2 separate regions of the Mus musculus genome follow, and region 1 is linked to region 2. A link is a loop called in an ENCODE intact Hi-C map of the cell type or tissue named here. Cell type or tissue: heart. All regions are shown on one strand. Links, peaks and the distances in the headings refer to the core of each region. The heading gives the core; the rest is flanking DNA. Region 1 overlaps Zhx2 (zinc fingers and homeoboxes 2). Region 2 overlaps Zhx2 (zinc fingers and homeoboxes 2).

Region 1 (8,329 bases), core at 18-8,017, 55 kb after region 2:
TCACCTCATTCTGTGTTGGCCTCATGTGCCCTCCTTGCAAGTTTGGCCCCATTGAACTGTGCTAGGATTAGCACAATAATGGCTTTGATGTCTTTGTCCCCGTTCTGGTAAAGCCAGGGTTCACCTTATCCACAGCGTGGCCTGTAATCTGTGCCCCTGTAAGGGGGTGGAGAAACAAGAAAGGAGCAGCCTGGGACAAAACAGTTGTAGCCCTCCCTGGAGCTCAGGATATCCCTGTGCTGGACAACGATGAAGAGGAAGTGTTTTCTCCCTCTTTCATTGTGGGCACGCGTGCATGCATGTTCATGTTTTTGCAGGTACACCTACGTATGTGTGCATACATGTGCATGCCCATGTCTGTGGAGGCCAGGAGTCAGCCTCTAGTATAAGCAGTTCAGCACTGTCCACCTATTTTTAAGATAGGGACTCTTATTGGGACTTGGGTCTCACGGGTTAAGCTAATGTACCCTAAGAATCTTCCTGTCTCCATCTCTCCAACGCTAAGATTATAAGCATGGGTACCACTATGAGTGGCTTTCCCTCCTTTTCTCAGGCATAGATACACACACACACACACACACACACACATATGTGAATGATGTGTACACATGTTCCATGTATGTAGGTGCACTGTATGCATGGGTATAAGTGTGTGTCTGTATGTGGAGAGCTGAGCTAGATATTCTTTCTACCTAATTCATAGAGGCAGGGTCTATTGGTCAAATCCAGAGCTGCATTTTTTACCACTTAACCCAGGGACCCTGCCTCCGCCTTCTAAGGCTGTAATCCCAGACAAGTCATGTGCAGTCAGCATCCACCTTGGTTCTGGGAATCTGATGCTGCTGACCGAGGTGGGATATCACCTGGAATAGGTGATTATCACATTACCAGGCCAGGGAGTGATAACCAAGCTGAGGCTCCGCAGAAGCAGTGTGTGGCTTTCTGTCTCCTTCAGTTTCTGCCCCCTCTCCTGGTCGTAGTCTATGTTGGGTCCAGCCAGAGCCCAGGGCTCCCTGTGCCATGGTTCTCCGTATGATGCTTTTGCCTTAGGGTACAACGACATGTTGTGAGTGGTTTCTTACTGCCCAGTACATGTTTGCTGAATGAACATGGAATGGTCTATATTAGAGGAAGACATCCTAGCAGAGGGTGTCTCTCAATTGCAAACCTTTAATATAGCCCCGGTCTTTTTATTTTCTTCTTCTTCTTCAAGATGTACAGATCATGTAATACCTTTGGGAATTTTTAAATTTTTATTTCATGTGCATTGGTGTTTTACCTGCATGTATATGTATGAGAGGGTGTCAGATCCTCTGGAACTGGAGCTGCAGACAGTTGTGAACTGCCATGTGGGTGTTGGGAATTGAACCCAGGTTCTCGGAAGAGCAGCCAGTGCTCTTAACATCTGAGCTCTCTCCAGCCCTAGCTTTTAAAGTGCCCAGCAGTGTAACAAGATTAGACCAGGCCCAGAGGCAAAACAGTGACCCATATAAGGAAATTCTGTCTGCATATTTTTTCTCAGTAACATTTTGCTTCATAGGGCCAGTGTGGCAGGGGTTGTAGGCCAGCAAGAGAGGAGACGTGCATATTTGGAGATCTAAGGATGCTACAGAGCCTTTCATTCATTCATAGTCTCCTTTTGAGCTCTGCCATTCATACCCAGAGCTGCAGGCTCCACTGGGCATATACTAAGGCAGTCCCTACCATTGCTATCTGGCATCCCTCCCACGCAGGAGGAGGAGGCAGGCTATGTGCATAGCCCCCCAAGGTGCACAGAAAGAAGAAATAACTGGAGTCAAAGAAGGGGCCATGCAAGAGCAGCAGCCCAGTGCCTTTCATCTCCATGCATCACACCATTTATCATGCTTGTCAAAACTAACGGTTAGCTGGAACAGTGGTTCTCAACCTGTGGGTCGCGACCCCTTTGGCAAACCTCTACATTCAAAACATATTTACATCAGGATTCATAACGGCATTCAAGTTAGAACTATGAAGTAGTAACAGAAATAATTTTAGGGTGTGGGGGATCACCACAACATGAGGAAACTGTATTAAAGAGTCACAGCATTAGGAAGGTTGAGACCCACTGCTCTAGGGGGCTGGAGAAAAGCTGTGTTCATGAATAAACCAAAGCACAGAACTGATTCTGTGAGCCTGGTCTCCGGGTCTGAGAGTCCCTGCTGGTGGGACCCCAGCCAAATCATTGTGCTACTCTGTGCTCTGGTGGCTGCCTAATCGCCTGTGAATAACAATCGGAACTGTCACAAATAAGAGGGACGGCCATCGCTTACCCAGTTCTACTCTACCTCCATCAGACATCAGGGTGAGATGCTAGTAATTAGGGTAGGAAGGAGGGCGGAATGTTTGAGAGAGTAGCCTGCCCCAGCCCAGCCATGGGGCTGCCCAGAGCGTAGGAGCTGGAACTGGCAGACATCAGCGAGACAGGACACACAGATGGAATTCTCATCAATTTTCTGTAAAAGGTGGATGTTGACGGGAGGCAGATAGAAGACTGGGGCTATGGAAGGGCTGAGGTTAGCAGGTTGAAGAGAAAGGACAAGTCACAGGATATCAGGTGTCGGAGCAGGCCCAGGCTTCAGAAAGGTGGAGCCGAGGTGGACAGCTTTGTCCAGCCTTTGTAAAGGGCTCAGGAAATCCTTCTGAAACTACATGCAACCACAGCTGAGTCAAGGAGGTGTGGGGGCATGCTGTGTGGTGTGCTGTGGTCACCTTTCAGGGCACTTGGCACCCCACTGCTGGTGCTTGAAAGGGTAGGACATTTGTGTGAACCAAGGAAGTGTCTGCATTTTCTTGGCATGTGCCTTAGTCAGGGTTTCTATTGCTGCAACAAAACACAATGATCAAAAAACAAGTTGGGGAGGGAAGAGTTTGAATAAACTCTTCCACTTCCACATTGCTGTTCATTCCCAAAGGAGGTCAGGACAGGAACTCAAACGCAGGAACCTGAAGGCAGGAGTTAATGCAGAGGCCATGGAGGGGTTCTGTTTACTGACTTACATCTCATGGCTTACTCAGTCTGCTTTCTTATAGAATCTAGGACCACCAGCCCAGGCATGGCACCACCCACTATGGGCTGGGCCCTCCCCTGTTGATCACTAGTTGAGAAAATGCCTTTCTGCTGGATCTTATGGAGGTATTTCTTCAACTGAGGCTCCTCCCTCTCTGATGACTACAGCTCACTTGTGTCAAGCAACCAGTCATGACTCTCTGTCTCTTAGAGGAGGATTTTAATACCCAGATAGGGTCCTGAAACCAATGCTTCATGGGAGGGGAGCCTAACTTTAAATCAAGGATACCAATGGGCTACTTGAGATTGAGAAAAAAACAGCCATGGACCTATGTGGGTTGTGGACTATCTCTGTCTTTGTCCATGCGTCCCACAAAAACCCATCTTATGGGCTGGTGAGATGGCTCAGTGGGTAAGAGCACCCGACTGCTCTCCCGAAGGTCCGAAGTTCAAATCCCAGCAACCACATGGTGGCTCACAACCATCCATAATGAGATCTGACTCCCTCTTCTGGAGGGTCTGAAGACAGCTACAGTGTACTTACATGTAATAAATAAATAAATAAATCTTTTTTTTTAAAAAAAAACCCATCTTATAATGTGAGTTTGGAATCAAAACATGGAGTAGGATGTCACTAATCAAGAGCATTGAAAGGGGATGGAGCCTGGAGAGATAGCTCAGAGGTTAAGAGCACTGAATGCTCTTCCAGTCCTGAGTTCAACTCCCAGCAACCACATGGTGGCTCACAACCATGTATAATGAGATCAGATGCCCTCTTCTGGTGTGTCTGAAGAGAGCTACATTGTATCTGTATGCATAAATAAATAATTCTTTGAAACAAACAAACAAACCTCCCTGGGACATCCCTTTCCTCATTCTTTTGCCCACAGAACCCTATAAAAGAGGGAGAGAAGGATTGTAAGAACCAGAGGGCTTGAGGACACCATAAGACCATGTCCCACGGAATCAACTAAGCAGGGCTCACAGGGACTCACAGAGACTGAAGTGATGATCATGGAGCCTGCATGGGTCTGACCTAGGTCCTCTGCAAACATGCTGCAGCTGTTTAGCTTGGAGTTTTGGAGGAACTTCTAACAGTGGGAGTGGGGTTATCTCTGACTCTTTTGCCTGCTCATGGGTCCCTTTCCTCCTACTGAGTTGCCTCGTTCAGCCTGGATAGGAAGGTTTGTGCCTAGTCTTATTGTAACTTGCTATGCTCCGTTTGAGTGCTATCCCTGGGAAACCTGCTCTTTCTTAAAAGGAACTTGAGGAGCAGGGGATGTGGAGGAGTAGGAAGGTATGGGGGGGGGGGGGACTGAGAGGAGTGGGGGTTGGAGTAGAGGCTACAGTGGGGAGTTACTGTGTAAGAAGAGAATAAATAAACTATGTGTGACATCCCTTCCCCCATCATGGCTAGCTTGAGGCCTCTGGTCTTCTCTTGGAAACAGAGAATAGTAACTCTCACCTGCCTGAAATAGCACTTCCTAAGGGTCACTCACTCACTGCCTGGTCTCCTTGGGGAAGGGGAGGGCTCTTCTCCCAGATAGGTCATTCTATGGGTAGGGATGAGAGATCTGAATTCTTTGAATCAGAATCAATTAGACACTGGGACTCTATGCAGAAGCTTGTGTCCGTCCGTCCGTTTCACACACACACACACACACACACACACACACACACACACACACACACGAGGGGAATGGTCCAAGACCTGGGGATTTTAACATAACAGAGAAGGGGATGCTCGTCTCTGGCCTGAGCTCATCACTCCCCACTGCAGCAGACTGCTCTTCCCAAGCCACTCTTACTAAGCATGGCCTGCCTGGCCCTTCCTTTTACTCCGCCCACAGATAGTGTGGTAGAAAGGAATGCAGTTTCCAGAAGCCAATGGAAATGGCTTGAATCCACTCTCCCCGTCACCAGCTCTTTAGCGGAGGCAGCTAACTGTGGCTTCCCTAGCTCATTTCCTCACCCGGCAATGGTCAGAGACTTCCTCCCATGGCTGAGAGAATAATAAAGCCTGTCGTACAGCCCGCACGTCGCCTATGGCTCTTGTTAAAATGCAACCTCCGAATCCACAGCCCGGAGCCTGCCTTCCCAGCTAGGCTCTCTCTCTTGAGGTGTGAGTTTGTGAGTTTGCACTTTGCTATTCAAAGGAACACGTCTGCACAGCAAGAATCCTGCTCAGGTGTGTCAAGAGCAAGTGTGGGGAGCGTGGTAAAGACTCAATAAACACTAACTCCAGCCCTGATGATTCTCTTTACGGGGTCAAAAGGTTTCCCCCGTGAGAACACAGAAAGTTCACTTGGGAGTTCATAAGGAAACAAGAAGAAAAAAAAAAGACAGGGTTTGAGGATCATGGCCATGGGGAGCAAGGGAAGGGAGTCCCACAAGCCGTAAGCAGCCCCATGTGTCCTTACAAGGTACCCCCACTGACTGCCTGCAGAGCTCTAGGGCCTAGACCTCAGCTCACCATGCTATGGCACAGAAGCAGAGGCCCCGCGTTCGCGCACACACACACACACACACACACACACACACACACACGCCCTGTTCTGCCAGCTACAGCTCTCCAGAGGAATTTTCAAAGCACACAGGGTGTGTTTGGCAGGAGTCTCTCCACAGGCCTTGGGGCCTTTTGCTTTAAGGACTGCATTATCTTTTCTGCTTGAAGCCTGGACACTGAGCGTCCCCCTTTGCTGGTACCCTAAAGAAACCCTGCACAACCTGCTGCTGGTGAGAGGCAAGGATGCTCTGAGGAGACACTGAGTGAGGTTAGACAAGCCCAAACCCCTTTCCACACCCAAGCCATCTGCCTTTGCTTTCACACGCCTAAAAATTCTTTTTTGCTACAAACTGCTGACTCATCCAGAGTTGGGGTCCCCTCCCCCCACTTTTTTTGTTCCTCTTCTTTCTCTGGCTCAGAATTGCCACAAAGCCTGGAGATTGTGAAGTTGCTTTGATGAGTGCCTGGGTCCTTACAGGGGTTTATTTTCCCCTTCCCACCTCCATCCTAGTTTCCCAAGGGCTTGGTCCTGCTTGGATACAGAGCTGGATACCTGGTTTGTTCTGCCCTGCTTCTCACACAGTCTCTTCTTCTTTGCAGGTCTCCATGCACTGGCTGCTCTGGGAATCTGGCTGCAAGATCCCCAGGATGTAAGGAACTCACAGCAGACACTGGTAAGTGGTACAGCAGTGGGCTGTGCTTGCACCTGGCCCAGGTTGATGTCGGGGAAAGGATAGGAGCTGCATGGGAAAGCCAACCTGGCAACTCTGTTTCCATCCACCCAGCACCTGGACACAGCACAGAGCCAAGCTTCCAGGTGTAAACCTCCCAGAATGGCTTCCTGCCAGGGCTTCCCTAGACGCCATGAGCCTGCAGGTGGCTGGCTCTCCCCTCTCTGCACAGATGACAGCAACTCAGACTTCCAGGCCAGGGACATATTTTTAGAGTTATGTTCAAAATGAGGGGAAAAAGTCTTAGAACACAGTGTGTAGTGCCTGGCTTAGCCAGTAGGCAAAGCCACCCTAAAGTACTAGCCCTGATAAGAGCTGGGGGGCAGAGGGGGGTGGGGGCGGGGATTGTTGATGACTTGGACTAAGCAAAACTCCCTGACAAGAGATATGCACAAATGCAGTGAAAAAGTTGGGTCACTAGGGAGTTCCCTGTCAGTGACAGAATTCAAGGAGAGGCTGGACAAATGTCATGAAAAATACTGAAGTGGGAAGCTTTGATAAAGCAGTGTTTTCCCCTCTTCTGTGATAATCTAGAACCTTTGAGGGGTGGGATGTATAGGAAGAGGATGGAGGCTGAGGAGAAGACCGGTGGCCACTGCAGAGTCTACTGAGTAAGGAAACCTTGCGTCTTTCCTGTGCCCCAGTGCCACCAGCTGATGCCGGACAGCTCACACGCACATCTGTAATCCTAAATACCTGGTGTACATGATAGATGAAGAGTATGCAAAGAGTATGATGGGAGGTTTTTCTGGGGAGTGGCTTAGCAGTGGCCCCTCCCACAGCAGGGCTACCCAAAGAACGTTCTGCTAGTCACACCATCAGAAGATTTGGTCTAATAGGCTGACTGCTCAGAGTGGAAGAAAAGGCCTAGGGAGCCTGTATAAAAAAGGGGGTGGGGATGGGGTGTCACCCTTCTGCCCAATTCACAGGAGGAATAAGGGAATACATGGGTAAGACCCAAGTAGGTGGATGCCAGAGAATATGAAATGGACTTTACCCAGAAGTTTGGAATCCTTGGCAGGGACAAGACTTATCCCACACATTCGGATGACCAAACCCCTACCTGCCAGACAGGAGAAGAGCTGGACTCCAGACCTAAATGAGGGCATTAGGCAGGAGTGAGTCCAAGATCAGACTTAGCACAAGTGACTGGTCTCTGTGTCCTCAGGGTAGTGATGCCACTGTTTGAGGACAGAAGGGGAGAGGAAAGAAAGGGAACGCAGAGGAAGTGGGCTGGATGGTGACTCTGCGACATGAACCATGACATCCTTAAAGCTGAGCTGTGAGGATAACTGTGTCCTTGCACGCACAGGCCCTGGCACATAATAGGTGCTGAGCCGATGGTGGTGAGATAAAGTGGGGAAGGGGAATGCAAGGAGAGAATATTTGTGCAGAAGGACAGGGGTCCTAGAGTACACCACCACGTTCAAGTCCTGGCTCTCCACTGGCTTTGTGGCCTTGGGCAAGTTGCTGGCCTCTCTGTGCTTCAGTCTCCTCATCTGAGAAATGGGGACAGGGTCATAAGGATTCCATGATTAGTATAAAACTGTGCCAGGACACAGCAAGGACTTCATCATGATCACCCCTTCATCCAGAGTGTCATGGGGGTCAGAGGTAAAGCTGGGGCTGTAGTCAGAGGCTCTGCTGTAGCTACATGGTGGAACCAGGATGAAGTTACTCGCTCTGAGGTCGTTCTCCAATCTGGAGATGCTGTGTATGGTCTACTGGGTGTGCATCTTTCCTGCTGTCTCTTTCCTGTTTCTGACCCTGCTCCGAAGTCAGTTACCAGCTGCTGGCCCCAGGGAACATGGTGTGGCTCAATGTCCAGTTCCTGCCTCCTCCCTCTTGCCATCTAAGAGTCTTGATTGGGTTCATTTTCTCTGCCAGTTAAAGAATTAAGAGGCAAGGAAAAAGATCTTGGGTGCATCAGATAGCAGCAGAGAAAAGACACAACAGACAGAAGTCAGCCAGTAAAGGCATTAATGGGGCAGGGGCATGAAGAGAAAAAGACTCTGCAGAGGGGGCACTCAGAAGCCTCATCCTTGAGGTATGGGGATATTCTAA
Region 2 (8,329 bases), core at 167-8,166:
CCCAGTCTTGTCAGCTCTGACTGGTGAGATCCTGGCTCACCCAGGCACACCACAAGCCCACACATCAGCTCATCTGAAGAACGGCAGTGGCTACTGTGTGCCAGACACCGGGATGAATGCTTCCCCTTCATTGTGACACTTAATTGGAGCAGGAGGAGTGACTGGGGAGCTGTGTATGGTCCCACTGCAGAGATTGGAATGCAAAGCTCAGAGAGCCAAAGCCCTGGCTCAAGAACACAGAGGGGAGGTAGGTGGGTCACTCAGATCAGTTTGTTTCCAGGACTTTGAAACACGGGGACAGACAAGCTCCAAGCCAGACTGTAAGGAAGTGTGGAGAGAGGGGTTGGTTTGGACATACTTTTGGACTCTATCTGGTTGCTTGGCCTCTGCAGAGATTTAGGGAGTGGGCCAACATGTGTACCTGTATGGATACATACAAGAATATGATCAGAACTGGGATTCTAAATTGTCACCTGTCGTCTGGAGAACGGTGCCACCCTGCCTCAGTCAGGGGCACCTCCATGCTCTCCCTGACCTGGACAGAAAGAATCCCAGGGAGCCAAAAGCTGTAGAATTGGGACCCGAAGAGGAGCTTGGGCCTTCAGGATGCAGCACAGCCTCGCTGGCCAATGAGGAGCAGGGGTGGAAGGAGCAAGCATAGGGGTGGGGGCGGGGAATAGCTGTGTGGCTGTTTTTATACAATAAAAGAGGATCATTGTAATTGGGAACCTTTGAATCATAACACGTCTGCCCATGGCTCTCTCCAGCTGCAGAGCCATTTAGTTAAATAGCACACAGAAAACTCCTTTCAGCTGCTATTACGTTCCCGCTGTTCTTAAAATATGAGACAAGGTAGAATTGCTCTAACGACAAAGCCATCTCAGGCTCTCCCAGCCCCTGGGCCTACCCAGAGTCCCCAAAGGATCTCCATGGCCTGTGGAGGATGACATGTTGAAATTATTTTCATTTAAACTTTGCTTCTGCTTTCCTAGAAACAGATTCAAGATACCTGCACACAGCTTGGCCCAAGCCTGAGGGGACGGACGGTCACGGTCACGTTAGAGATGGCAGAGGATGGGCTGTGGGGAAAGAAAGCACACACCCCACTTCTTGGGATGGGGGTGCCTTGTCTTTTTCTTTTTAATGTCTTTGTGTTGGTGATGTTAGAGTGGATAGCGGGAACATAGGGACTGGAAACGGGAAGCTGGGAAAGGGGGTTGTCCTCCAGCCAGGACATTCTGGAGGAGGGGTGAGCTCCAGGCAAGAGCAGGCTGCACTCTGATCTCTTCAGTTGATGCTTCAGCTTCTCTTGGTCCTCTGGAACTGCCATCTACCATCTTCTGGGGAACTTTGTGTTACAAAAATTGATTCTGAGCAGGCAGAGTGCTGCTGCTGCTGCTGCTGCTGCTGCTAGAAACTAGAGCTATCTCGCTGTAAGGTTGAATAATGAACTCGATCACTTCAAGGGTAAATGGTGGATGTCCCAGCGACCAACATTCTAACTAACAGTGTGCAGTTGGACAGTGTCTGGCCTTGGTGCTTTTAGAAAGAGGGCGCTGGGTCTCTAAGTGCATAGCCTACAATCAGTTGAAAGGACATTCAAGGAAATGAGTTTATTAGTAGGACCCAGGGATGTTCCAGCAACAAGAAACTTTCAAAACCAACCCCAGTGCAGTGGCACACACCTGCAATGCCGTACTGGGAGGCAGACACAGGAGAATTGGTTGAAAAGGGAGTTCTAGGCTACATAGGGCAACAAAGTGACATGATAAGGCCCTGCCTGTCTCCAGGCAGAAGGGAGGAAGGAAGGCAGGGAGGGAGGAAAGGAGGGAGGGAGGGAAAAACTGAGACCTAGGAAGCTGTACCAATCAACCCAGGATCCCACAATCCTGGAGCAGTTCCCTTTGATGTCTGGCGCAGACACTTCAGGCCTTTCTGCTTGCTTTATCAGCCAGCTCATCTCTGTACCTTTTCCTCCCCACTAACCGGTTCCTCTTTCCTGGCACCAGGGGAGCACCTGCCAGAGTGACAGATCAGTGTCCCTCCTCTCAGGAAGTCCACACACAACAGTCCTGAACCCCCAGCCCACGTAGCTAAGCCTACTGATGTCTTGAGTTCAGTTCTAGGCATTTTGTGGATGTGCTTCTGGCACCCCTAAGAGATATTAGATAGCCTCCTGCTTTTGACAAGCAAGGCACACAGAAGAGGAAGACATTTGTCCGAGGGCTCCTGAAGCCATGCAGTCTAACACCATCTAGCTCCGTGACTAATGAGGCTCCGGGCATACATTGCTTCTTCTACCCCCTGTGCCTATGGTTAGCACAAATGGGGGAACCGGAACTTGAATGCAGCCATCTAGGATCCAAGAACTGAAGGGTTTTATCCACTTCAGGCCTGATGCATTCTGTAGCTCTTTCTAGGAAGCCGATATCAAAGGCGGGTACGTTACTCAGAGGTACAGAATCACAAGAGACTCCCAGGTTCATCCCTCAGAGTCTCCTATGTGGGGAACGTTTAGTAAGCTGAGGTAATTATAACAAGCACTTAGTGGCATGAAAACCATACGGTTAGACGGATTTAAAACTCTGGTGTCAGGCTTTGTGAAGCTTGGAGCCACACATAAGTGGGACCCCTGTTTCCTTTTCTTTATCTTCCTTCCTTCACTCCAGCTCTTTCTTCTTTTCTCCATATGTAGCCCAGGCTGGCCTTGAACTCACAACCTTCTGCTGGGATTGGAGAAGGTGCAGCTAAGTCTTTTGAATGAGCTCCGTTGAAGATAGCACATTAAATTATCCTACCTAAAGTATACCAATACTGCTCTTCAGGGTCTTTACCTAATTTATGTAGCCGTCACCATGACGTAACTTCAGAACACTTCCATCACCCCCAAACGGGACTTGGAGCACCCATTAGCAGCCGCTATCCGTCAGGCTTACCCCCTCCCCCACTTCACCCACTGTGGACAGCTGATCTACACCTTTGCGATCATATAGCCTGCAACCATGAAAAGTCATATAGCTTCGTTTACATGGCTTAAAGCACTTGCGGTCATCTGCCGTGGAGTAGTGTCTATCAGTCTTTTATCCCTTGGTATTACCGAACAGTACCACATGGGGAAGATATACCTTATTTTGTTATCTCTTCACCAGCTGGCGAGCACTTGGGCTGCTTCCCTTTGGGGGAATTTGAGAAGGCCGCTGTGACCATTTCTGCACATGTGTTTTCATTTAAGGATGAATTTTTGTTGCTGTTTGTTTTGTGTTGTTTTGAGACAAGATAGCCCAGGCTGGCATTGAACCCTCAAAGTAGCTCAGGCTGGTCCTCCTGCCTACCTACCTAATGCTGGGATTATAGACATGCAATGCTATAACTCATCTCTGTTGCTGATCTTATCTGATACCTTCTCAGCCTCCTGGCCTTTCACAGTTGGAGTATGGAGGGGATGCACAATCTATAGGAGGGGACTTGGGGAGTTTACTTTGAAACATCTAGATACAGAAGAGATGTATTAGTTGTTCAAACAATTAGAATGGCAGGTGTCTTGTTACTCAGCTTAGCCCAAGGCTACATAGGCCCTGTGTGTGTCTTAGACTCACTCTTAACAACAGAAGCTCAGGGGTTCTGCTCAGCCTTCCAGCTACTCCTCCTAGCCTTGTGCATATAACATGCTTAGCATCTAGCTCCTGGTGATCAGGGCTCTCTATAGAGAAGGTCACCTCTGCCTCACACTGCCCACCAATGGTGGAGCTCTGGGGAGACCTCAAGCTAGAACTCTGGGTCTTTCTCCTTTGAGTCTCTCCCCTCCCCATGCCACAAGCGCACCTAGCCCTGACTAAGTGGTTGCTCAATAGTTATTAAACTGGTAAGTGGAATTGAATACAAGAGAGTTCTCCATGTGTGCTGTGCTCTGTGTGTGTGTGTGTGTGTGTGTGTGTGTGTGTGTGTGTGTGTGTATGTGTGTTGAAACAGGAGAGCAGTGTACTACTGGCTCTAACTACACTAAAGTGAATTTTTATTTTTTGGTTTTCTTGTTTGTTTTCTCTTTGTATCTGTGTTTTGTTTTCAAATAAGAAGAGGAAGTCCTGCTGGAAGGGCCAATGATTTGTCATCTGTCGCCAAGCCCTCCCTCAGCTCCACCTAGGTGTAGTTTGAAAACCCTGAATCCGTTGACTTTCACTAAACCTTCCCTGGTCACTCGGTACCCAGAAGTCCAACCCAAATGCTTCCGGGGGATCAGCAAAGGTGTGGCAGACTGAAGGGTAAAGTATAGACTGATAAGATGTGGTTTGGTAAGATAGAGGAGAAAAGCACGCGCCTTAGCTCTTAGCATCAGGCCTAGTTCTCCAGTTGAACTCTCCAACCTTCCTGCAAACGAAAGTAACTTCTGACCCATGGGGTCAAGTCCAAATTCCTGACCCTGGTACACTGGCTGTCTTGGAGCCAATTTCTTCGTAGCAGGCAGATTTCCTCTAATTGCTTTACCTCTTGTTGCGTGTGCCCCATTTCAGTTGCTCCAGACCCCCAAGAGTGCCATCCCTTCCCCCATTTATAGCTTTGCACATGGGACTCCCCCGCCCACATCCCAACCTTTCCTTTCCTTCTGTGGTGATTCTTGCCCCTCCCCCTGAGAGGCCAGGGTGACCTGAAAAGAGTTGTCACTTCGTGGATTTTGATCTGATTATGTATCTGTTTGCCTGGAGGAGCGGGGGAGGGGAAGGGAAGGGTCACTTTCCACCAACAGGGAGAGCTTCCTGTTTGTTTGTCTGTCTTCTCTGAGCACCAGTTCAGGACTGGTCCACTCTGGGGGTTGAGAATGGAGGTCTGCAGAGCGCCTGGGTGGCTGCAAGGGTGAGCAAAAGGCTCTCTTTCCAGAGAGAGACCTCCAGGAGAAGGGTTGTACAGGCTTGGCCCAAGTGCTTAATGCGCTGCTGCTCACTGCTGCCCCTGGTGGCCAGTCTGTGCCAAAGGACTAACTGGACAGTTTTCAAATAGGAGGCCATCAAGGCCGCTTTGCCCCAAAAGAACTTTATCTTAAATTCAGAGGCTTTTGGCAACCTCTGCCTGCCTGCCTGCCTGCCTGCCTGCCTGCCTGCCTGCCTGCCTGGTCCCAGCAGGCTGCCTCATCTGGACACGCAGGCTAGGTATTTTTTGGATCAGCTTCCTGCTTTTGGCAGGGTGTCATTCTTTTTCCTCAGAAGCACCGGGCCTCCCCTTCTGAATGGCAAACGGGGTGTATGAGCACTGTCCCTGCAGGGCCTTTCTACTGCTTCCAGTTTTAGACTTAGAGAGACTGAACTGGAAAGCTAACTTTAAGTTGGGCAACGGGAAGTGGGGTAAAGTATAGAGCGGTAGGAAGTGGCACAAAAAGGTAGTCGTTCTGGCAGTCAGGAAGCTGAGGCAGGAGGATCATGAGTCCAACTGAGGCCACCCTGTTCCTAAATAAACCAAAACAAAATTCTGAAGTATTAAAAAGGGGGGATGAGCTTGCTAGACAATCGCCACTGAAGCAAGCATGGTGTGTGTCAGACCCTTACTTAATGTAATTTAAGATTCCCCAACTTGGTAGGAAATTTACAGCCATTTTCCACAGGAGGAAACTGAGGCTACATGACACGAATCTGATGGAGTACATGGAAATGGCAGAGCTGTAGTTTAAAGCCACATCTGAGTGACTGCAGAGTCAAAGTTTTTTTCCTGTCACTCTGTAAAGAGTGACACTGAAGAATCAGTGTCACACCCTTAGCAAGAGGATAAAGAGACCTGCCCTGTCTTCCCCTAGTGTGGCAGACTCTGTTCATGAACAACAAGACTGGAGCCAGCAGGAACATTTTCTCTTTCCTGGCAAAGATGCTTTGGGCACTACTGCAGCCCCTTGTCCTCATGACACTCTTGTGGTTTTGTCCCCTGTCAAAAGAGACGGAAGACCAATAACCCTACTGAACCAGCCTGTGCAGTGAGAATCCTTGTTAGGTTTATAACTTCATGTTTGCATGCATGTGTATGTGTAATAGTGACTAGCAGGCCGTTCTTCAAGGAAGGTACATGAAACTCAGTGACGGTTATTTTTAATTGTCAACTTGACACAGTGTGGAGCCACCTGGGAGAAAACCCTCAAGGAAGGACTATCTAGATCTTGCTAGTCTGTGGTTCTGCCTGTGAGAGTTAACATGGTGGAAAAACCCACCCTACATATGGGTGCCACCATTTCATGGGCTGAGCCCTGAACTGTGTAAGAGTGAAATCAATTGAGCTAAGCAGTATGTATACAGACATTCATGTCTCTCTGCTCTTGACTGAATGTGGTATGGCCAGCTGTCCCCCGTCCCTCCTACCTTAACTTCTCTACTCTGATGAGCTATGACCCAGAATTGTAAGGTGAAACAAACCCCTTTCCTCCCATGATGATTTATGTTGGGTTACTTGTCCCACCAACAAAAATAAAATTTGAGATGACCTCCAGACTAGCATAAGGTGTGATGCTGTGTGTGTGACAGATAAGCCCCACTCTCCCAGGGGCTTAACAAACTAGGGTCTGCCTCTCAGGAAGTCGGTCCCCTGAAGGGTCCAACCACAGCCCTCCAGATAACTTTATTTTAAGCTCTGACTGGAGGGTCCAGGCTGCTGAGATTTTATAGTTGTGACATTTGAAGCCACCAGCTTTCTGGCTGCTGCAGCAAAGAAAGAGAGAGGGACATCAAGCCACTCTCAGAGATGCCACGAGTGCTCACACGGGGAGCCTGGGCAGTGTTCGGTGTGCCTGATTCCTTGTTCCATAGCAAGGGGGCTCTGCCCATCAGAGCCCTGGCTGTGCTGCTCCAGCAGACACCAACTGCATCGGCTCTGTTTTGGTCTTTGTGTGCTGAAATACCAAAAGCTTTCGCCCACCTCTGGTAGCGCCTGCTCTTCTAGAGTTAAGACTCAGTCCTTGCTTGAATTGGGAGTCAGGACCACAATGATTATTAGCAGGAAAGCCAAGGCCTAAGCAAAAGCATCCAGGAACTTAGTCCAGGGGGCATCTTACAGCTTTAAGGCAGCACCAAGTTCCCCTCTCAGTGAAAGGTGAAGGAGCCATCGTAGGAAAGTGAAAAGCCACCAAACATTTTGTTGTTGTTGTTGTTGTTGTAATGTATTACCTATTTCACGTACACTTAGGAGCATACCATTACAGTTTCGGTTTGCACTGAACACTCAGTGTAGCATAAAGGTTAACATTCAGTGAGGCCCCAACTTAACTGCGAAGCATCCCAGTACGACTGCTAACGGCCCCAGTTCACCCCAGCCGTCAGCGTGCCGCCCTTCCACAGCACTATTGCTGAAGCTTGTTCACTCCACCCGTGTGAGGTCATTGCTGTTTCTCTCCTCCTGAAAGAGGCTTGGGGAATCTCCATGGAACAATTGAGAAAAGTGAGACAACATTTAAAACGATAGCTAAGAAAGGGTCCAAGCTGAGCCTCACAGTGCAGAGGAATGGCTGACTCGATACGCATCACTGTTAGGCGGCGCCCAAAGGGCCAGGGCTTCACTCTCAGGACTCACGGGGTTTCACACATTCTGCACCACCAGCCATTCTGGGGTCAGTCCGAGGCCGTTGGGATTCTGGGTGCTTGGCTTGTTTCTGCGTGTGGTGTTCCTATAGGAAGCAAGCACAGGATTGCTATATGCTAGGTACCACATTAAATGTTAGGCCTATCGTAATGGCAAAATGAAACACGTCTTTTTCCATTCAAATCTGTTTAGTTCTTCTTCAAAGGATCCCTTAAGAACCTTGAGCTCCAAGAAGTGGGAGTGGGTGGGTGGGGGAGCATGTGGGGGACTTTTGGGATAGCATTGGAAATGTAAATGAAATAAATACCCAATTTTAAAAAAAAAAAAACGAACCTTGAGCTCAGCACTCTGGTCAGGAAGGGTTGGTTGTCTGTTTGGATTTTGGCTCTGAAACGTTGCCTGGCAGATGGGTTCCACGTGGGCAGCAAGCCTTCTTCCACCAGCCAATCCTGGGACTACCCAGCAGGCAGTGTGTGTGTGACCGACTTTGCACTGGTTTCTGTGGTGACCAGTCAGCTGACCGCCTTCAAGTTCATCTAGTCCAGCCAGCCGTGGCTTTATAAGATGGGGAATGTGGACTCTCCCTAGCCTCTGAATTACTCAGGGTCCTATTGCTAGTATGAAGTGTCTCCAGGTTAGATGGTTTCATAGTACCGCTCTGTATAAATGGTACAGTGAAGCTTCCTCTTTATGGCATTAAAGGATGCCCCGTAAATCACTTTTTGCCCTTGTGACACTTTAGACCATTTTCTTTTGCTTCTCCTCTCTACCTATAGTGTCCAGG

What was found. Hi-C counts contacts between places; a loop is a spot of excess contacts. Peaks named below come from ENCODE experiments on the same cell type or tissue, not always from the same donor. Only the 100,000 strongest peaks of a DNase experiment are listed, where the experiment ranks them.
Region 1: a loop joins it to region 2, with 2.0 times the contacts of the local background. A loop is called at or near these places in 7 of 42 quality-filtered maps.

The regions. Positions count from the first base shown.
Region 1 is chr15:57,756,512-57,764,840 of GRCm38, forward strand. It overlaps Zhx2 (zinc fingers and homeoboxes 2), which reads left to right. Exons shown (of 4, transcript NM_199449.2): 2 at 6,135-6,208. Among named protein-coding and RNA genes, the nearest start is that of Zhx2, 66 kb to the left of the region's middle. In heart, for the core only: no CTCF peak of the experiment used is centred there; DNase peaks (open chromatin) are centred at 2,320 and 4,910; H3K4me3 peaks cover 271 bases; H3K27ac peaks cover 1,867 bases.
Region 2 is chr15:57,701,011-57,709,339 of GRCm38, forward strand. All of the region lies in intron 1 of Zhx2 (zinc fingers and homeoboxes 2), which reads left to right. Among named protein-coding and RNA genes, the nearest start is that of Zhx2, 11 kb to the left of the region's middle. In heart, for the core only: a CTCF peak has its summit at 4,953 (motif pointing left); DNase peaks (open chromatin) are centred at 5,001, 7,341 and 8,041; H3K27ac peaks cover 341 bases.